2 separate regions of the Homo sapiens genome follow, and region 2 is linked to region 1. Evidence: read pairs that join two places in POLR2A ChIA-PET (ENCODE). Cell type or tissue: MCF 10A. All regions are shown on one strand. Each heading gives the region's core, and the rest is flanking DNA. Links, peaks and the distances in the headings are about the cores only.

Region 1 (10,861 bases), core at 3,453-7,452:
ATGATTAAAAAATGGGCAAATGACTAGAACAGACACTTCTCAAAAGAAGGCATACAAATGGCTAACAGGTTCATTAAAAAATGCTCAGGATCAGTAATCACTAAGTAAATGCAAATTAAAACCACAATGAGGTATCACCTCACACCTGTTAGAATGGCTTTTATCAAAATGATAAAAGATAACATGTGTTGATGAAGACACAGAAAAAAGGGAACACTTGTACACTGTTAGTAGGAGTGTAAATTAGTACAGCTATTATGGAAAACAGTATGGAGGTTCCTCAAAAAACTAAAAATGTAACTTCCATATGATCCAACTATCCCACTTCTGAGAATATATCCAAAGGAATTAAAATGGCTGTGTTGAAAGGATATCCCTTTAACATGAACTCCCATGTTTATTATAGCATTATGTACAATAGCTAAGATGTGGACTCAATCTAAATGTTCATCAGTGGATAAATAGATAAAGAAAATGAGGTGTATACACACAATGGAATACTAATCAGCCTTTAGAAAGAATGAAATTCTGTCATTTTGGACAACACAAATGAATCTAGAGGATACTATGCTAAGTGAAATAAGCCAGGCACAGAAAGGTAAATACTGCATGATCTTATTTAGATGTGGAATATAAAAAAAGTTGAATTTGTAGAAGAATAATGGATCCCAGAGGCAGTGGGCAGAGGAGGAGTGAAGGAATGGGGAATTACTGGTCTGAGGGTACAAAGTTTCAGCTAAACAAGAGGAATAAGTTTTGAGATCTACTGCACAGCAGGATGACTGTAATCAATAATAATATGTTGTATATTTCAAAATAACTAAAAGTGTAATTTCAAATATATCACCACAAAAATATCAAGGAAGTGAAGTGATAGATATGTTAATTAGCTTGATTTAATCACTTGGAATTGTAGACATATATCAAAACATCACATTGTACTATATAAATGTAATATAATTATGATTTGTTAATTAAGCATAATTTATATCTTTTTAAAAAGAAACATTTTAATATGGGACTAAGGAAGGTGAATAGCCCTGGAAAAGGAGAAAATGAGATTGCCTTCTGAGTTCCAAAGTATTAAGACAATACATAGTGGATCAAAGATGAGGTATGCAAATTATCCCTAATGACACAAATAATCAAATGAAGGTACATACCTTATTAGAAAAATGAGGTGGGTGGTGTGGGCCCATTGCAAAAGGAGAGTCATAGAAGTACACACCCTGGCAGTGCCTATTCAAGTTCTGTCTGGGGACTCTGTCAGCCAGATGCAGTATCCAGGCAACCTTACAGAAGGAGCCTCGCTGGAGATGGATACCATAGATTGTCATCAGAGTGTTGAATCTTAGCTCATCTCTTTTCCTCTAGCACCATGTTCCCTAGGCAGCCTTCTGTTGACAACTCCCCAAACTGACTGTGTACAGGGAGGGAATGTCAGGGCGATGGAGCTGCAACTGGCCTATTTGATCAGAACACTCTAACCAAAGGCTTCTTGCCCCCATCCCTTGGTGTTCCTTTATCCTGCCTTGTTTTTCCTCACGGTACTTTATAAAGTGTTCTGATCAGACGGTACAGATCTGTTTGTTGTGTATTGCTTTCCCCCAACCTTGACTCTGACAATAATGTAAGCTTCGCGTTTTCCTGTTCACTGCTGTGTCCCACACCTAGAACAGTGCCTGGCATTTAATTGAAGCTTGATAAATAATTGTAGGATGAATGGCTAATTTTATATGTCAGTTTGATGACATCTCTGATAAAATGAGGCAGCATTCCAGATTCTGATCAACTCTGGGACATTGATGAGTTAGAGTTTGAGCCTGTATTGTGAAAAGTGCTGAATTAACTAAGAAAAATGGCATCGTGTGCAGACCCGTCTGGGTGGCCCAGGGCTTCCCTCAAGCCACTCCCCTCTGTTTCCTTTGTGCTTTCTTTGTGTGCCTCCAGTCTCAAATACAAATTAATAACAGCAAAGGAATACAAATACACATTATTGATGATGACAATAATAATAACACTGAGGGCTTTCTATATGCCAGGTATAGTTTTGTTACTTCTCAAATTTGTTTAATCAAGTAAAATCCTGCCAACAAGACACCGGGAGACCCGAGTTTTGGCCCCAGGTTTGCCGTTAAACTGTGACCTTGAGGGAGTCTCTCCACCACTCCGAACCTCTGGTTTTTGTTTGCTGTTTGTTTGCTTTTTAGTTTTTAATTTGTGAAATAAAGGGTTGGACAAGATCCGTAGATTCTAAACTTTTTTCTTTTAGCGAGAGCACACCATTTTCAAACAAGTTCTGCATCAGAACTCCCTGTGTGAAAAGATAAAAGCAGGCTCTCTGTGGTTGAAGCTCCCTGGCTTTGCACCTGCTTCCCTGCGGCAGTCCTTGAGACAGCTCCTCAGAAAGCCCAGGAGAACAGATTAAAAGCTCCCGGAGCCCCTCTCATATTCTCCAAAGGCCAGACCAAGAATGAAGCAGAGTGTTGTTTCATGGCTTTACTTAGGGGGAAAGAAACCCTTTGTGATTGGAAACAAAAGATATCACTGGCTGGGGAACTTCCTCTCTGCTCCAACAGAACAGAAGAGCAGGTGAAGTGTAGTGATTCCCAAACTTTAGCTTAGAGTAGAATCACTGGGGGACCTTGATAAGTAGGTGGATTCACAAGCCACACTCTGCTTTCTCCCATCATGACTCAGTGGGTCCAAATCAGTGTTTCTGTCTTTTTTGTTTGTTTGTTTGTTTTTTGAGACAGAATCTTGCATTGTCACCTAGGCTGGAGTGTAGTGGCGTGATCTCTGCTCACTGCAACCTCTGCCTCCCAGGTTCAAGCGATTCTTCTGCCTCAGCCTCATGAGTAGCTGGGATTACAGGCACTCGCCACCTTGCCCAGCTAATTTTTTGTATATTTAGTAGAGATGGGATTTGACTATGTTGGCCAGGCTGGTTTTGAACTCCTGACCTCGTGATCTGCCCGCCTCGGCCTCCCAAAGTGCTGGGATTACAGGTGTGAGCCACTGCGCCTGGCCCAAATAAGCATTTTAACTAGCTCTCAGCTTGATTATGATGCAGGTGGTATGAAACCTACATTTTGAGATCAATAAGCATCAGGGAGTCACAGGACATGCAATCAAGAAGAACATGAGCCGAGTCCATTTTAGGAAAGAAGGGCAGACACATTGTACTTAAGAGGTAAGTTGAGGAAAGGGTATGTATGTGCATGAACCAATCTGAGATGTGTGAAGCCTGAGAGACAAGGAATGGGTTGCCCTTACAGTGTGGTTAAGGGGATCAGCCCAGCATGTTCCATCTCTTCATATGTAACAGGCTGATCTGGTGAACAGGTGACTGGCATGGAAAACACCGAGCTGGGTTGTACCTCCCAACAGCAATGCTTGCTGTCTCTTTAGACTGTGGGCTGATTGGTGCTGCCAGCTAACGTTCTTGAATAAACCTATTCTCGTGTCTTATGTTAGAGACTTCCTGTGTATTCTCTTCAATAATTACAGACCCTGGCCAATTACCAAGGGGCCCCAGGTCTTTCTAATGCCAAAGCCCACTGTCTTTATGCTTAACCAACCTTCAGTAATAACCATGACTCACATTCATTGAGCCCTCACCATGTGCCAACTCCATGCCGAATGCTTTCTGCCATTAGTTCATCTGATTTTCCCAACCACCCTATAAAGCGGGTATTGTGAGTATTCCATTCTGCAGACGAAGGAACCCAAGTAGTTTGGTTCCAGAGGCATGCTCTTCGACACTGCCCACCCACCATCTCCTTCTAAATCTTTAGGGCAATTTGTTGACTCAAAAAGGTAAGGGCAGCCTTGAACTCTTAAAGTTTAGCTGTTTCACTATGATTCCTTTAGTAAGATTTTGCTTCTGCTCTAGGGTAACCATAACTTATCCTCCAAACTAGAGCACTTTCTGAGAGTGAAAGGGGGCACTCTTAATAATTAGGGCAGGATAACAGGCTTACATGAGGACCTTCCTAAGAAACCTTAACACACAGTTACCTCACCTGCTCCATTCTCTTGAAATGCCTGCCTTTCACGTAAACCTTCAGTTTTAGCAGATAACTTTGACTCCACTTCAGAGAAAATCGAAGCCACTGTGCAGGCCTTCCCTTAACTGCTTGTCTCATACAAACCTATCTGCATCTCTGCCCATTTTCTTCTCATTATAGCCGAGGCCCATCTTGTAATCCAAGGTCAGTTCCTTTCCCTTGGTTCTGAATCTCAGTTCCCTCCTGTCTTCTGGGTGTGTGTGGGGTGGGGTGGGGTCAGGGAGAGGCCTTGTTCCATTATCATCACCTTTTCCCCAAATCTTCAACCCCTATTCCTACTGGATCTGCTCGTCAGCATTTAAATATGTTCAAATCTCCGCCGCCCACCTCGGCCTCCCAAAGTGCTGGGACTATAGGCGTGAACCGCCGCCCCGGGCCAAAGGTAAACTTCTTGAGTGCATAACTTATAAACTCAGTAGGTCTATATACCCCCAGTGAGCCGCCTGCAGTCCATCTTTGTAGCCTCATCTCCACTCTTAAAACGAAATCATTGGCAATAAAATTATCCCTCTACCCCATGTTTTCCCTTTGCCTCCCATCCTCTGTTCCCCTTGCCGTCAAAGGTAAACCTTTTTTTTTTTTGAGATGGAGTCTTGCTCTGTCCCCAGGCTGGAGTACAGTGGCGCTATCTTGGCTGACTGAAACCTCTAGCTCCTGGGTTCAAGCAATTCTCCTGCCTCAGCCTCCCAGGTACCTGGCATTATAGGCATGTGCCACCACGCTGGGCTAATTTTTGTATTCTTAGTAGAGACGGGGGTTTCACCATGTTGGCCGGGCTGGTCTCGAACTCTTGACCTTGTGATCCGCCCGCCTCCGCCTCCCAAAGTGCTGGGATTATAGGCATGAGCCGCCACGCCCGGCCAAAGGTAAACTTCTTGAGTGCATAACTTATAAACTCAGCAGGTCTATACGCCCCCAGTGAGCGGCCTGCAGTCCGTCTTTGTAGCCTCATCTCCACTCTTCTCTGCCTCCATCTCTCGGCCCTGCCTGTGTGGGCTTCTTCTGTACTTCAGTGTGCCCAGCTCTCTCCCCCACCCCAAGGATCCTGCACAGGCTGCTCCCTCTGCGAGGAACACTCTTTTCTCCTTTGTTTCACAATGACTCCTTTGGGTGCACTTCAACAATTTGCAGACGCTTACAGTTCTCTCCATCCACCTTCATGGTTCAATTGAATAATCACCTTTTTAACACTGACACTTAAAAAAGAAAAAGAAAAGAAAGGAAAAAGAAACCATATATCAAGTGCACAGGCTGGCCTCAGAATAGGATAGAAGACACATGCAGATCTCAACACACATTGCCTCGGGAGGGAGGTGATTTATTTGGAACTTACTTGTTAATGGCTCCTCCAGTACCATGGCTCTGCCGTGTGGGTCCCCAGCTTTCCAGATCCAAAGGGAAGCTAAGGAGAAAGTTGGAGCAAAGGTTTGGCCTTTTATTATCTTTCCTCCATTCTCTCCACCACAGCAGGACCAGCTTTTCACTGCAACCTCTTTCCCAAGGCTGTTACATCAGAATTGGGGTGTGGGTCTGATTTCTCATTGGCTTAATTGCTCCTAAAGATCCAGGAAGAAGAGAGAGAAAGTCTAAACATTACTGGTGCAACTACTTTATTATATATAATAATGTCATAGTTTGGTCTCTCTCCAAAGCACACCCTTAGATAAAAACTTGGGTGGAGGACGTCTTTCTGGGAGATAATCCAAGAAGAAAGAATGAGGAAAATGAGACAAGGAAGGGAGGAAAGCCAAAGAAAAGGGTGTGTTAATAGTTGATTACCGTTGTGGACAACTGGGGCCCAATCCCTCTGAGGAACCAGGGAGAACATGCCTCAGAATTGCTCATGGAATAGGGCAGGGAGGCTGGAACATTTATCCACGTTTACTCACCAACATGGCACTCCCTCAGCTGCACCCCCCCAACCTGCATACTTCCCAGTTGCTTGGCTGAGTGGCCTTCCACTGTCATAGGGAAAGCCTGGAAGTGGCCGGGGGCAGTGACTCATGCCTGTAATCCCAGCACTTTGGGAGGCCAAGGCGGGTGGATCACGAGGTCGGGAGTTCAAGACTAGCCTGGCCAACATGGTGAAACCCGTCTCTACAAAAATTAGCCAGGCGTAGTAGCATGCGCCTGTAATCCCAGCTACTTGGGAGGCTGAGGTGGAAGAATTGCTTGAACCTGGGAGGTGGAGGTTGCAGTTAGCCGAGATGGTACCACTGCACTGAAGCCTTGGCAACAGATCGAAACTCCGTCTCAAAGGAAAAAAAAAAAAAAAAAGATCATCAGAGAAAGCCTGGAAGCAGAAAAACAGACTGCCCAGGTGCAAACTTCATGGGGCACTCCATCATGAAACTGCCCACACAGCAGTGTAGATGCAGCCATAAAAAATGATGAGTTTATGTCCTTTGTAGGGACATGGATGAAGCTGGAAACCATCATTCTCAGCAAACTATCGCAAGGACAAAAAACCAAACACCGCCTGTTCTCACTCATAGGTGGGAATTGAACAATGAGAACACTTGGACACAGGATGGGGAACATCACACACCGGGGACTGTTGTGGGGTGGGGGGAGGGGGGAGGGATAGCATTAGGAGATATACCTAATGCTAAATGACGAGTTAATGGGTGCAGCACACCAACATGGCACATGTATACATATGTAACAAACCTGCACGTTGTGCACATGTACTCTAGAACTTAAAGTATAATATATATATATATATATAAAGAAGTCAGGTGGATAAACAGGCTGTGCTACAGGGAACCCTAAGTGTCTGCTACAAGCAAGATGTTAGAATGGGTCTCTTCCTGCCTTAGTTACGCTACGCTAAGCTGACAGTGTGATGGGTATCAGGAGATCAAAGGCAATGTGAGGGAGATCTGCCCTTGAGGAACGTACAATGGGAGTCAAGGAGAACTGGTGTCACTGCCTTTGGAACCCCCTCATCTATGGATGGAGGGCTGAGAAAGGGAGATCAAGAAAGAGACTTCTTTGGAAAGAACTTTACTGTGAGTCCACACCTCTTCCCCAGGGTATAGTGATGTCACCTCTGACCACAAGCCAAGTAAAGAAGACTTCAAGGGGAGGGCTTAGGGAGCTTTGGAATGTGGCCCCGCAAGTGAGAGTCAGAGGCGACAGGCACCTATGACAGGTCTGGGAGAGTTAAAACCGGTAATGGGCTCCCATGAGGGAGCCAGGAGTATGGTGCCATGTTGTAGATCCTAGGATCTGCCAGGGCAAGGAATGTTTGTCATGGGTAGCTAAGGGCCACCCATGAGACACAGCCTGCTTGGTTGTCCTGGGTGCTGTACGATAGGGGCATTTGGACAGGCCTCTGGGGAGGAGGAGATGAGATGTGTGGCCAGATGTCCAGGGGCTGATGAAGGAGTTGCAAAGGACCACCCAGAATAGAGATGCATCCACCTCCTGGTCAGGGGTAAGAGAGAGGGAACCAGTGGTAAGAGAGAAACTTAACCAGCAAAACTTCCCTTAACAAAAAATAGTTCATCTTAGCCATCTGTGAGGCCCACAGAGTGCAAAGCCACTCAGCTAGGTAAGAAGAGTTTTAACACCTCCCCAACCTCTCCATCCTCCTGGAGTGAGGAAACCTGAGTTGGGGGAGGAGAGTTGAGGGGAAGGAGGAGAACAGATTCAGAGAGGCAAGCTGAGCATAGTAGAGAGCAGAGACTGCTCCCTCCCCGACTACCAGCCTCTAGCCTGGAAGACCTAAGCCAGGGTAAGGGAGATTATTTGATAATAAGGTAAGTTTGGAATTTTGAATATTACATGGCACAGGAAGTACTCATTTCTAAACCGAGACCAGTACTCATTTCTGGACTGAGACCGAGGCCAGAGTTCACATCTGAGGCAGAGAAGACTACCCCACTGAATAAGATTAAAAGGGCAGTGAGAGAAAAAAATTGAAGTTCTATTTGAATCACAATCCATTAGCAAGAATGAAAATTACACTTGGCTAGGCACTGTGGCTCACACTTGTAATCCCAGCACTTTGGGTAGCTGAGGCAGGAGGATCCCCTGAGTCCAGGAGTTTAAGACCAGCTTGGGCAACATAGCCACATCCCATCTCTATAAAAAAAAATTAAAAAACTTAGCTGGGCATGGTGGTGCTCACCTGTAGTCCCAGCTAGTTGGGAGGCTGAGATGGGAAGATCACTTGAGCCCAGGAGGTTGAGGCTGCAGTGAGCCATGATTGCACCACTGCACTCCAGCCTGGGTGATAGAGCAAGACCCTGTCTCTTAATAAAAAAAAAAAAAAGTGAAGAAACGAAAATTAGACTTGACAATCATGCTCTCAGAAGTGACTTTCTCCACACTGGACTCGGAGAGCTCAGTGGGGTGGAAATTATTTTCCTCTCCTCAATAGGCATCATGGACTGTTTATGCCTACTTATGGAGACAGGTTTAATAAATCTGAACAGTTACCTTCTGGCTATCAGCATACTCACTGTAGCAGCCTCGGCTCCCCCTTCAAGAGTAAACACATTTTTGGCTGCAAGAAGTGCAGTTAACCGACAGGCTCTAGCTGCAGCACCTTCGGGATCTACGCTGTTCCCGGCAGCCCCAGCCCATGGCTGTGCACAGCAAGAGTCCTGGCACCAGGACAGTCTTGCACAGCTAGAGTCCCAGTGCCTGGACATGCCTGCCCACCACAGGCCTTCTCTAACGGGCAGTCGGTGCCAGAGCTCCCTGCTAAGTCAGCTGAGACTGTGAGACGCATCAAGGTCTGAGGCCCTTCTGGCTCCACCTGCTTCCTTCTCCATTTATCTTTTCCAGGCCTTTCCCCACATTAAAACTCTTTATCTCTGAACTCCAGCTTCTGCTTCTCAGATAATCTAACGGTATTCTCACCCTTTAAGCTCTGAGCATTATACTCATGACCCTGTTTTCTTTTCTTTCCTTGCTTTTATTTTTTATTTCTATTTTTTAATTCACAAAAATTTATACCTATTTATGGTGTACAACATGTTGTTTTAAAATATGAATATGTTGTGAAATGGCTAAATCGAGCTAATTAACGTAAGTGTTGTCTTATACAACTATCTTTTTTTGTGGTAAGAACACTGAAAATCTACTGTCTTAGCAATTTTTTTTTTAGATGGAGTCTCGCTCTGTCGCCAGGCTGGGGTGCAGTGGCACGATCTCGGCTGACTGCAACCTCCGCCTCCCAGGTTCAAGCAATTCTCCTGCCTCAGCCTCCTGAGTAGCTGGGACTACAGGCGCCCGCCACCACACCTGGCTAATTTTTGTATTTTTAGTAGAAGCAGGATTTCACCATGTTGGCCAGGATTGTCTTGATCTCTTGACCTCGTGATCCACCCGCTTCGGCCTCCCAAAGTGCTGGGATTATAGGTGTGAGCCACTGTGCCTGGCCTGTTTTAGCAATTTTTGAGAATACAATACATTGCTATTAACTGTAGTCACCATATGGTATGATAGATCTCTTGAACTTATTCCTCCTATCTGACTGACTTTTGAAATCTTTCCACCAATATTTCTCCAATCCCCACCCCTCCCACAGCTTCTGGTAACCACCACTCTACTCTCTACTTGTAGTTCAATCTTTTTTTTTTTTTTGTCTTTTTTTTTTTTTTTTGAGACAGAGTCTCGCTCTGTCTCCCAGGCTGGAGTGCAGTGGCACGATCTCGGCTCACTGCAACCTCCGCCTCCCGGATTCACGCCATTCTCCTGCCTCAGCCTCCCGAGTAGCTGAGACTACAGGCACCCGCCACCACGCCCGGCTAAGCTTTTTTGTGTTTTTTAGTAGAGATGGGGTTTCACCCTGTCAGCCAGGATGGTCTTGATCTCCTGACCTTGTGATCCCCCCGCCTCGGCCTCCCAAAGTGCTGGGATTACAGGTGTGAGCCACCGTGCCTGGCCTAGTTTAACCTTTTTATACATTCCACATTAAGTGAACTTATGTGGTATTTGTCTTTCTGTGTCTGGCTTATTTCACTAAACATAATGTCCTCCAGGTTCATCCATGTTGTTGTAAATGGTAGCATTTCCTTCTTTTTGTTGTTGTTGTTGTTTTGTTTTGTTTTGCTTTGCTCCCTCTCAACTTACCACCCGCTACTCAGCTTTCCTCACTCCAGGAGGATGGGGAGGTGTCAAAACTCTTCTTACCTAGCTGAGTGGCTTTGCACTCAGTGGGCCTGGAGGATGGCTAGGATGCACTATTTTCTGTTAAGGGCAGTTTTGCTGGTTAAGTTTTGCTGGTTCCCTCTCTCTTACCCCTGGCTGGGAGTAGATGCATCTCTATTCTGGGTGGTCTCTGCTGGAGTGCAGTGGCATGATCATAGCTCACTGCACCCTCAAACTCCCGGGCTCAACAATCCTCCCACCTCAGCCTCACATATAGCAAGGATTACAGGCATGCATCACCATGCCCTGATCATGTTTAAAAATTTTTTTTGTAGACATGGGGTCTTTCTATGTTGCTTAGGCTGGTCTAAAATTCCTGGCCTCAAGGGATCTTCCTGCCTTGGCCTCCCAAAGCGCTAGGATCATAGGCATGAGCTCCCTTGCCCAGCCTCCTTCTTTGTTTAAGGATGGATAGTATTCCATTGTGTATATATCTACAATTTCTTTACACATTCATCCATTGATAGACACTTAGGTTGATTCCATATGTTGGCTCTAGTGAATAGTGCTGCAATAAGCGTGGAGTGCAGATACCTCATTAACATACTGATTTCATTTCCTTTGGATGTATACCCAACAGTGGGATTGCTGGATCTAATTTTATTTGTTAAACAGATTTATTACAT
Region 2 (10,861 bases), core at 3,632-7,631, 58 kb before region 1:
TAAGGATTAAGTGAGTTGATATGCTCAAAGTGTGCATGCTGGCATAGAACAAGTCACTGTTTACAAGCCTTTAAAGAAGGAGCTGTTCTGGCACTGTAAACTTGAACCTTTTTTCCCCAAATCTAATGGATATAGGCAAGGAAATTATATTTATATAAAATAAATGTTTGACTACCTTTGATCATAAACTTTATTCTCATCTTGACCTGTTCCTTTGAAAAGATAATAAATACTGATATGTGAAAAATGTATGGACAGATTATTCAGATGTCTGGTTGAGGCTTTACAGTTTTGTATATTTCTGTCAGACATTAAGCTGACTCTAAGCAGTGGAGGTTTGGTTTATGCCCCTAAATTACACAGCACTTCTTTTCTCCATTGTATCGAGGGGTCATTCAGGGGTTGCTGTTCTGGAGATGGAAGCACATGTCTCCTGCCTGGGTCAGAAGCGTCACAATAGCACAAGCATTTATTCAGCACTGGCCTAGGAGAACCATTCATTTAGTCAAAACAAGCATTTATATTCATTATCCTGAACAAAAACCAGACTAAATGAGAACATTTATAGCTGCTCAGGCACTCTGCTAATTGCTATGTCTGCTAGACAAAGTGAAATGACACTTACAGTGACTATTTAAAAATAATTTGGAGCATGAATATTTGAAGCTCAGTTCTTTTTACAAAGGAAATGTATAACCTTTGCTCTTCATTTTTTTTGGCAGTTATTTATAGATCCAGGCCCTGTGTCAAGTTCTGTAATAGATGAATAGACAGTTTATGCTCTTGGAGAGTTAACAGTAAAAACAGAAACAGAAACATACCCCACTGATAAAGTGTTATATAACACCCCATTAAGTTCCACAATGATGTGATTTGTGAAATGGAGGGGCAGTAGGGCAAGGTAGAGGATATTTTTATTTGTATGTTACAGATAAGAAAACTGAACTCAGAAACAAGTGACTTTCCAAGGCCAAATAGCTGGTTAATGGCAGGATTGGGGTGGGACCCCAGATCTTCTGATTCTAATCTTTTTTTTTTGCAAGTCCTTTTTAGTGCTATACAATGACAGGTGATTACAGTGGAAAACCTCACTTATTTAGCAAATGTCATTCACTTAGCAAACTACTTAGCAAAATGCCATGAGTATCTTCTGTGTGCCAGTCATTGTTCTAGGCATCGTAGATGCAGTGAGTGAGAGAGGGAGGCAAAGACCCTATCTTTATGGATCTTACATTTTCATGGGGAGGCAAAGAATAAGCAAGTACAGGATTGTGATGATGATATATCATAAAGAAAAATAAGACAAGCTAAGGAAGTAGAGAGTGATGGCAGTGCGGAGAGTGGAGTAGGTGCTTCTTTAGATGAACTGGTTAGGAAGATACTGTGATGAGAGGGCACTTGAACAAAGACCTGGGAAGTGAATGCATGACCTTCATGCAACCATGGTGCAGGGAGGTAAGGGAAGAGCATTTCACTCAGCATCCCTCCCTGCTGAGTGAAAGCAGTGCGGAGATCCTGAGTTAGGAATGAGCTTGGCAGGTTTAAAGAACAGTAAGGCAAGTATTACTAGTTGGAGTGAGCAAGGAGCAACCAGAATCTAATTCACATTATCCAGCAGAACGACATGAATGCTAGTTGAAAAATACAGTTAACATTAGCATTTTTACTGGCTTATAATGCAATAACTTTGAGCCCAACCTATTTTTTTCCTCTGGCTTCTGAGCACATGTTAATATGTAAGGAAGATGAAACATATATGTAAACAACTTATATTTTAGTAATGATACAAAATACTTTCACAAATTTTGTGATGTGGGAATTTTTTAAAATTCCATTTTCACAGATGAGACCCCTAAAGCTCAGAGTATATGCACTTTGCCCAAGGTCAGAGTTAGTATGTGAGGCAGGAATAGACCCTAGATCTTCTGGAGCTAAATGTACTACTCATTTCTCTGTACTACCCTTATCATTTAGCTATGGTGAACAGAAGATGAACCACTGGATTCTAGAAAGCAGGGAGTTCAGGAACAACGTTGTCCAACCAATGATTCATTCATCTAGTAAATACTTAGGAGCCTACTTTGTGCCAAGCACTCAGCTAGCCTGGGGGTATAAGGATGGTTAAGACTAGAGTCCTGCCTTTAAGGAACTCACCAGTGCCATAGGAGACTGGTGGAAAGAGGATTATAACTCAGTTATAAATCAGTAGCTAGAGTAAAATACACCTAAAGTAGTTCACTAATACATTAATTGGACAAAACTAGTGCAGAACCTGATATATACTAGGTACTGAGATGTTTGTTATCTTACCTGTTTTTCTTTAACATTGGTAAGTACTGGGGGCTTTCTTTGAAACTTTCCTGCTTAAAATCAGTCAGTGATTGACAGGCTCCTTTGCACAGTGTGAATGGCAGGGGCTGTGAAAAAGAAGAGAAAACAGTTTCTCAGTGCCTGTCATTTCTAAATGCCATCAGTATCCACCTAATTTTCTAAGCTAGAATCTTATAATCACCTCCTATTCCTTCTTCTCCTTCACTTGTTACCCGCCCCACATCTAATCAGTCACTAAATTCTGTCAGTTCTACCTTTTAATGACCCTGGAGCCTGCTGGCATCTTGCCATTGTCATTTCCAGTACTACATTTCAGGCCCTCATTATCTCCCATCTGGAATCGATAGCTCCTGACTGGTCTTGTTGCTTTTCATCTCTCTCGCCCTTCATTCCACCTCTCATTTATCCTCCCCAGTGCTGCGAGAGTGTGCTTTCCAAAGCAGATCTGATCCTGCCACCATTCTGAAAAAAAGCATCCTGGGGGACTATGTGACCTGCAGAAAGACGTCCAAATTCCTTAGCATCCTCCATCTTGCACCAATTTCCCCTACTCAGCCTCACTCTAGCCTACTGGATAATGCAGTTTCCTGAAGTTACCACACTATTAAGCCTTTGCCCATGCTGGGTTTGTGTGTGTGTGTGTGTGTGTGTGTGTTTTGAGACAGAGTCTCACTCTGTCGCCCAGGATGGAGTGCAGTGGCATACACTCGGCTCACTACAACCTCTGCCTCCCAGGCTCAAGTTGATTCTCATGCCTCAGCCTCCTAAGTAGCTGAGATTACAGGCACGCGGCACCATGCCCAGCTAATTTTTTTGTATTTTTAGTAGAGATGGGGGTTTCGCGATGTTGGCCAGGCTGGTCTTGAACTCCTGACCTCAAGTGATCTGCCTGCCTTGGCATCCCAAAATGCTGGGATTACAGGCATGAGCCACTGCGCCCAGCCTGCCTATGCTGTTTTTTCTGCCTAGTGTGCATATTTCTCTCCTGGCCTTCAGATGACCTGTCACTCGTTTTTCAGGACCCAACTCATAGGACACTTCCTCTTTCAAGAGGAATGCCAGATGAGCTTTTGGAGAGAGAAGGTTAGCCATTAAGGGGGAAAAAAAGAAAGATAGGGCCAGAGTTGTAACATTTGGTAAACTCTGTTAATGGACTTGATATGTTATGGTTATTTGTGCATTTGTCTCTTTCTCTCAGATTTACTGTTTTGTGTTTATATCCTTAGTATACAGCATAAGTGCTCAATAAATGTTTGTTAAATAAGTGAAGTAGGTATGGGGAGGGAACAACTGTTTATTGAGCACCTATTGTAAGCCTATATGCTTTTCACACATCATCTCATTTAAACCTCAAAACAATTTTTTTGATTTAAGTATTATTTGCTAATAAGAAACAGTCGCAGAGGACATAAATACTTACCTCTCTCCCCACCCACAAAGGTTATGGGTTTGTGAGGAATGGAACTAAAGTTGGAACCTAGGTCTGTCTGACTCCAAAACTTTCCTCTCTTGTGTGATTCTCAGACAGGGACAATTTTGTCCCCCCTTTCTGGGGACATTTGGCAATGTCTGGAGATATTCTTGGTTATTATAATGGGGATGTTACTGGCGTCTAGTGGGTACAGGTCAGGTGTGCTGCTAGGCATCTTCCAATGCACAGAAAAGCCCCACAACAAAGAATTATCTGGCCCTGAATGCCAGTAGTGCCAAGGTTCAGTGTCTTCATCTGTTTGAGCTGCTGTAATAAAATAGCATAGACTGGATAGTTTATAAATAACAGAAATTCATTTCTCACAGTTCTGGAGGCCAGGAAGTCCGAGATCAAGGTGCCAGCAGATTTGATGTCTGGTGAGGGATACTTCCTGGTTCATAGATAGCCATCTTCTGTTTTTGTCTTCACATGATGGAACGGGTAAGAAAACTCACCAGTCTCTTTTGTAAGGGCGCTAATCCCCTTCAGGAAGACTCTACCCTCATGACCTAGTCACTTCCCAAAGTCTCCACCTTCTAATACCACTACCTTGGGGGTTAGTTTTATTTCCTTTCCTTCCCTTTCCCTTTCCTTTTCTCTTTAAAGCAGTTGTTAACATTTAATGAACCTCCTGTTATGTGACTTCAAGCCACCAGGAGAAAGCTCCCCCCACTGAATCTTCTCCTGAGCTCTTCTGCTGAAGAATTTGGCCTTCACGATGACAGGCTGGTTTGGGAACTTTTCCCTTCCCAGAACTCTATAGTAGCCCGATGGCACCACATCAGTGATGGGAGCTGTTCCAGGCTTGTTTTTAGCAGCATTCACCTGTGTCTGCTTCCTGACCAAAGCCCACAATTTGTCAAGGTTGACAGCTGGGTAGAAGCTCAGGTTCCTCTTTAGGTGGTAATGCCTCATACCAACTTTCCTAAAGTAACCTGGGTGACATTTGCTGAAGTCGATCCTGTGGTGATGCATGCCGCCAGCATTGCCACGGCCACCTGGGTGCTTTCAGTGCTTGCTGATGCGGCAGAGGCTGTGGCTCACCTGGCTCCAAAATTTCTGGGTCCTGTGGTGACTACATTTCCTCAGTCTGGATGGCTGTGTGGAAAAAGAAGCTTAGTGGTAAGGCCTAAGGAAGAAGGAGCAGGGGCGATGCTTGCCAGCCTGAGATGGGCCTGTAGGCCTGTGGGCCAAGGACCTGCCATCTGGAGCATTTGGCAAAGTTGAGGGGCCCATGTGTCTTCGAGACCCGAATCTCAGGCTGAACAGGGCTCCGCCCTGGACCCACCTGAGCTGCACTGCCCTGCTGACGGTCAGGTGCGGCCTGGAGGTCCCGATCAAGGTTGAGGGTGGGTGGCTGAGGGCAATGGGAGTAGAGCTTAGGGTCCCTGCTAACAAGGAAGTGGAGGCAAGAAAGGGATCCTAGTTTTCAACATTTGAAATTTTGGAGGACACAGACTTTCATTCTATTACATTGAGAAATCCTGCTCTATTCCATGTTGACTCTAATGAAAAGCAATTCATCAGACAAAATAAATGCATCCATGACCCCATGGGGAGTCAGATTGGGCTTAAGAGAAGTCCTAGGGGCTTGGGGCCATTCATGAGCCACTGGCATTGGTAGGATAGAAAGACTATTCTGTCTAGTCCCTGACCTGCCTTTGATCGTATGGTTCTTACTCTACTGCATCCACCCGGTCCTTCTGTCTCTTCTCCACCTTTCCTTTTCTTCAGTAGACTCTAATTTAGCTTGGGGAAGGCAACCCAGAAAGCTCCAGCATTTTCTAACCTCTTTTCTAATTAGAAGATAGAGTTAGCATATAAGAAGCTGCAAGTTTCAACTTGACAATATCTCTAGAACTGAGAACAGGGCCAAAAATGTCACCCTCTGAAATTGACAGTAAAATAGATGAGATTATTCACTGTGATAATCTTCCCAGAAAATAACCCACCTAAGAAATTCTTGGTAAGTGTGCTGCTAAGCCTTGGCTGTTTCCTAATCTCAGCCAGGGTCCAAGAATGCCTCCCTGTAAAGAAAAGCATTTAAAACGTAACTTGTGCATTAAACTAGTAATCTAGGAAATTATAAAGTGTTTGCCTTGGGGAAGTGTTCTAATGGGGGACACTTTTAATGGGTCTTAAGTGTAACTGCCTATAATTGTTGGGGATGCTTTGTGTTTTTGTTTTTCTATCTCTCAACATAACAAATATTAGGAGAGAGGAACCAGGTTTATTTTACTGGTGTCTGGCAGCAAAGGCATGGATGAGTCACTGCTAGTGAAGGGTAGGAATTAGTGGTGTGTGTGTATGGGGGTGGCGGATGGTCACAGAAGTCTTTTCCTTGGTAAAGTGGTTTTAATCAGAAGCCCATAAACCTTGGTTGTGTGCAAAATGTGTGTGTATTTGTGTGCATTTTTTCTGTAAAATGTGTCTGTAGCATTCAAAGGGTTCTCTGACCTCCAAAAAGTAAAACCCCTGCCTTGGTGATTAGAACATAGCTACCAGGGACAATGAAATAGAAGATAACCCAGGAAAGGCAAGGGAAGTGAGTGCCTCGTAGGAGAGAAAGGGTTCATTTTGAGCTCACATTTATTGATTGTGCATGCAGAAGGCCTCTTTACATACATAAATAAGGTTCCTAATTTTATAACAAATATTGGGAGCCCAGCATGCAGTGGAAGGATGAACTGTGAGAAAACATCAAGGCAGAACAAATCCAGCCTGGTGGATGCTGGAGAAAAGTACAAAGGGTGATGAGAGGACTTGGAAAGAATGCAGTGTGGGGAGAGAAAGGGGGAGAGAGAGAGAGAGAGAATATGTGTGTGTGCACACGCATGCATGTGCACGCATGAATATGAGGTGGGGAAGATGAATATTAAGTTGTTCTACATATGTCAATATCCATGCTGAGTTTAGATTCCACAGATGCCCTGGGGTAGCCAATACTAAGAGAATGGTTCTGTAAAGCTGAGTTCTAGGAAGCTAACCAGACAATTAAGAAGGGATTCTTCTAACGTTCTTTTCAATTTTAAGTTACAGAAACCAACTTTAGCTAAAGGACTTAAAGGATACTGGACAATCCATAAATCCCTAGGAAAGAACTGAACAAGGAAGTCTGGGGAGGCAAGAAATTGGACAGTTTGGGGACTTCCACAGCAGGTGACCAACTCCAGTGACCTCGTTTCCAGATCTCTATATTTGGGTTTTAAATTAACAAGAGAGGAGTTAGCTGTTGGGACTTGTACCAGAGAAGGGGAAATCATGAGCCAAGGAATCACCTTGGTTGTTGACCAAAGTCATTATCATATTGGTTTAGAGCAGGTGTCCTATCTTGAAAAGTGTGCGAGACTAATACCCAAGTCTTCTGATTGCCACTTACACGCAGCATGCTCTCAAGGCACATTCACAATTTCTTAATATTTTAAAAACTAATTAATAGGGTTTGGGTAGGAATAGAGTGGGGGACTTTCAGGCAAAGGGAACAAAAAGTGCAGTGGCCTTCAGGTAGGATGAACTTGGCATCCCAGAAATAGAAAAGGCTCTTGTGGCTAGAGAATTATCTGCAAGGAGTAAAGAGTAGAAGAAGGGCATTCAGAGGCTTGATTGCATCATGGTGAGAAGTTCAGAGGTTTTTTTTTTTGTTTGCTTGTTTATTTTCCTATGTGCAGCCGAAAGCCACTGAAGAGATTTAAGCAGATATGAATTACATTTTTTGAAAAACACTCCAGCTGCTCAATGGAGAATGGATTCTGTGAAGGCTTGAATAAGAGTGACAGTACTAGAGATGGTAAGAAGTGGGTTGATTCAGCATGCATTTTTGTATCTTGGGGAGAGAACTGGCAGAACTTGTTGACGGATTTGGTGTCAGGGAAAAGAAAAGGGAAATCCAAAGTGGGTGCTAGGCTTTTGGCTTGGGCAACTAGATGGATGGTAATGTTCTTCACTGAATTATGAAGACTGATGGAAGGAGTAGTTTTAGGGAGGAAGACGGTTTGGAATCGATCGTGTCAAGTGTGAGATGTCAGCAGTCTTAGTGAGGAAGTCAGAGGGACAGTCAGATATATATTTGGGAATCACCAGATTATAAATGTTGCTTAAAGACAAGGGCCTGGGTGGGATTGCTTGGGGGGCCTAAGACCGAGCTCTGGGCACTGTAATATTAGATAATCTAGCTGGGCAGCAATGGGCAAAGGAAACTGGGGAGAAGTCAGTTAAGTCAGAGAAATGCTGTATTATTTTTAAAGTGTGGGATTTTTTTTTTTATTTTTTTTGAGACAGAGTCTCACTCTGTTGCCCAGGCTGGAGTGGAGTGCAGTGATACCATTATGGCTAACTTCAGCCTTGACCTCCTGGGCTCAAGCGATCCTCCTGCCTCAGCCTCCCAAGTGGTTAAGACCACAGGTGCATGCTGCCATGCCTGTCTAATTTTTGTTTTTTGATTTTTTGTAGAGATGAGGTCTCACTTTGTTGCCCAGGCTGGTTTCAAACTCCTAGGCTCAAGCTATCCTCCTGCTTCAGCCTCCCAGAGTGTTAGGATTACAGGTGTAAGCCACTGCACCCGGCCAAAGTTTGGGCTCTTAATTTATAGTTCTTTATAGATGTTTGTAATTTCTCTATATGATAGTTTATTTTGGACACTTGTGTTGTTTATGAATCTATTCTCATAGTAGTCTAGTAAATGTTACACACTTTGCAGCTCTAGATTTTTCCTTGCTTAAATTGTTGGCAAAATCTCTCTAGTTTTATCTTTCTGTGTGTTTGAGGGGCTGGGAGCCATCCCCTGTTAACTGGGCATGGAAGGAAGGCCAAGTCTGCCATTAAGTCTCTTTTTGAGCCTGTATATATTTGCATAAGGTCCATTAACTATATTAAGTGGTCATAGATAAACCAGATACTTATAGGCAACTCTAATAAACTACATGCAGCTTTGTAGATTATTTGCAATAAAATTTTAATTTTAACAATCCTTTAATTGTTAAATTAAAGCCTGCCTAAGCTCTCTTGTAGTATTTTGCATATGTCTGGGGTGGATCTCTTTATTGGCTTTTGGCATATGCGTTTGGTTTAAAGCAGTCCAAGCAAAACATAAGTAGAAAGGTAGGCTTACTGATTATATATGGTATATATATTTACACACACACACACACAGAGTAAACAGCCATAAGAACTATGTCCAGCTCTTTCTAATATAGCTAAGTAACTGTAACAGTCAGTTAGTCCACCTGAGGACCCCAGCTTTATTTTTTAAGTAAAAATAAAAATCTTACTTGTTATCAAAACAATATGTTCCTTATAGTAAAACAGAAGCAAAATTTTTAAATAGGAAATTTGGAACACAATAATCATAACTCCACCATCCAGGGATAACCACTGTTAATATCTAAGGTTGTATTCTTCCAGATCATTGTATATATACTGTAGAGTTTGGAGTCATACTATTCATTTTAATTTAAAATAAACTTAAAAAAAACTTAGCAATGTATTGTGACTATCTTTCTTTCTTTCTTTTCTTTTTCTTTTTTTCTTTTTTTTTTTTTTGGAGACAGGATCTTATTCTGTCACCCAGGCTGGAGTGTAGTGGCACAATCATAGCTCACTGCAGCCTCAACCTCCTGGGCTCAGGTGTTCCTCCCACCTCAGCGTGTCAGGCAGCTGGGATTACAGGTGTGCGCCACCATACCCAGCTAAGTTTTGTTTTTGTTTTTGTTTTTTTGTTTTTTGTTTTTTTTGAGAGATGGCATTTCACCATGTTGCCAAGGGGGGTCTCACACTCCTGGGCTCAAGTAATCTGCCTGTCTCAGCCTCCCAAAGTGCTGGGATTACATGAGTGAGCCACTGCACCCAGTCCCTATCTTTCCTTCCTTCCTCCCTCCCTCTCTCCCTCCCTCTCTCTCTCTCTCTTTCTTTCTTTCGACAGAGTCTCACTCTGTCACTTAGGCTGGAGTGCAGTGGCCCGATTTCTGCTCACTGGAACCTCCACCTCCCGGGTTCAAGTGATTCTCCTGCCTCAGCCCCCTGAGTAGCTGAGATCACAGGCATACACCACCATGCCCAGCTAATTTTTGTATTTTTAGTGGAGATGGGGTTTCACCATGTTGGCCAGGCTGGTCTCAAACTCCTGGCCTCAAGTGATCCACCTGCCTTGGCATCCCAAAGTGCTGGGATTATAGGCGTGAGCCAACGTGCCCAGCTGGGCCCCTATCTTTTAATAATAATAAATATTCTTCAAGACTTTCTACAGACTTTAAATGACCGCCAAGAATTTCACAGTATGAATGTACGAATTTAGCTATTTATCAGTGTTCGCATTGTTTCTGGTTTTTGTTTTTGTTTTTGTGTTCTGCTAGTGTGTCAATAATGCCATCCTGGCTGGCTGTGGTGGCTCACGCTTGTAATCCCAGCGCTTTGGGAGGCTGAGACAAGAGGATTGCTTGAGGTCAGAAGTTTGAGACCAGCCTGGGAAACATACGGATACCTTGTCTCTATTAAAAAACAAAAATTAGCCAGGCATGCTGGTGTGTACCTGTAGTCGCAGCTACTTGGGAGACTGAGCCTGGGAGATAAGGCTGCAGTGAGCTATGATTGTACCACTGCACTCCAGCCTGGGTGACAGAGTGAGACAATGCTTCAAAAAAATAATGATATCCTTGCAATTAAATCCTTGTATACAGTATATTCCTATTTCCTTAGTCTAAACTTTGAGAAGTAGACTTGCTGAGTCAAAGAGTTCTGACGCATATTGCCAAATTTTTCTACAGGCTGAATTAATGTCCACTTCTACCAAAAATAAATGCCTTTGTTAACACTGGGTCTCAAAAACAATTTCAAAAATGTTTGTCAAATCAATAGGGAAAATGGTATCTCATCAGTGGTTTAATTTGTATTTATTTGATTACTTGTGAGGTTGAATGTTTTTGTCTTACACTTGTTAGCTATTGGCATTTCTAATTTAATGACTTGCTTTTCTATATCCTGTACTCAATATTCTCTGAAGATGCTTGTTATTGATTTGTAGGACCAGTATCTCTATAAATGGATATTGAGTCTATGTGTTTTAAA

What was found. ChIA-PET counts read pairs that join two places held together with the same protein. Peaks named below come from ENCODE experiments on the same cell type or tissue, not always from the same donor. Only the 100,000 strongest peaks of a DNase experiment are listed, where the experiment ranks them.
Region 2: POLR2A ChIA-PET joins it to region 1 with 6 read pairs; 2 of 35 experiments call an interaction of 5 or more read pairs at or near these places.

The regions. Positions count from the first base shown.
Region 1 is chr1:159,955,948-159,966,808 of GRCh38, reverse strand. LINC01133 (long intergenic non-protein coding RNA 1133) reads right to left here and starts at 5,585. Exons shown (of 3, transcript NR_038849.1): 1 at 5,404-5,585. It also overlaps a transcript of SLAMF9 not described here. In MCF 10A, for the core only: no CTCF peak of the experiment used is centred there; a DNase peak (open chromatin) is centred at 5,948.
Region 2 is chr1:160,014,339-160,025,199 of GRCh38, reverse strand. LOC124904436 (a long non-coding RNA gene) reads left to right here and starts at 3,218. Exons shown (of 4, transcript XR_007066682.1): 1 at 3,218-4,243; 2 at 6,836-6,961; 3 at 7,471-7,589. It overlaps PIGM (phosphatidylinositol glycan anchor biosynthesis class M), which reads left to right. Exons shown (of 1, transcript NM_145167.3): 1 at 1-247. It also overlaps the pseudogene RPL27AP2. In MCF 10A, for the core only: no CTCF peak of the experiment used is centred there; a DNase peak (open chromatin) is centred at 6,079.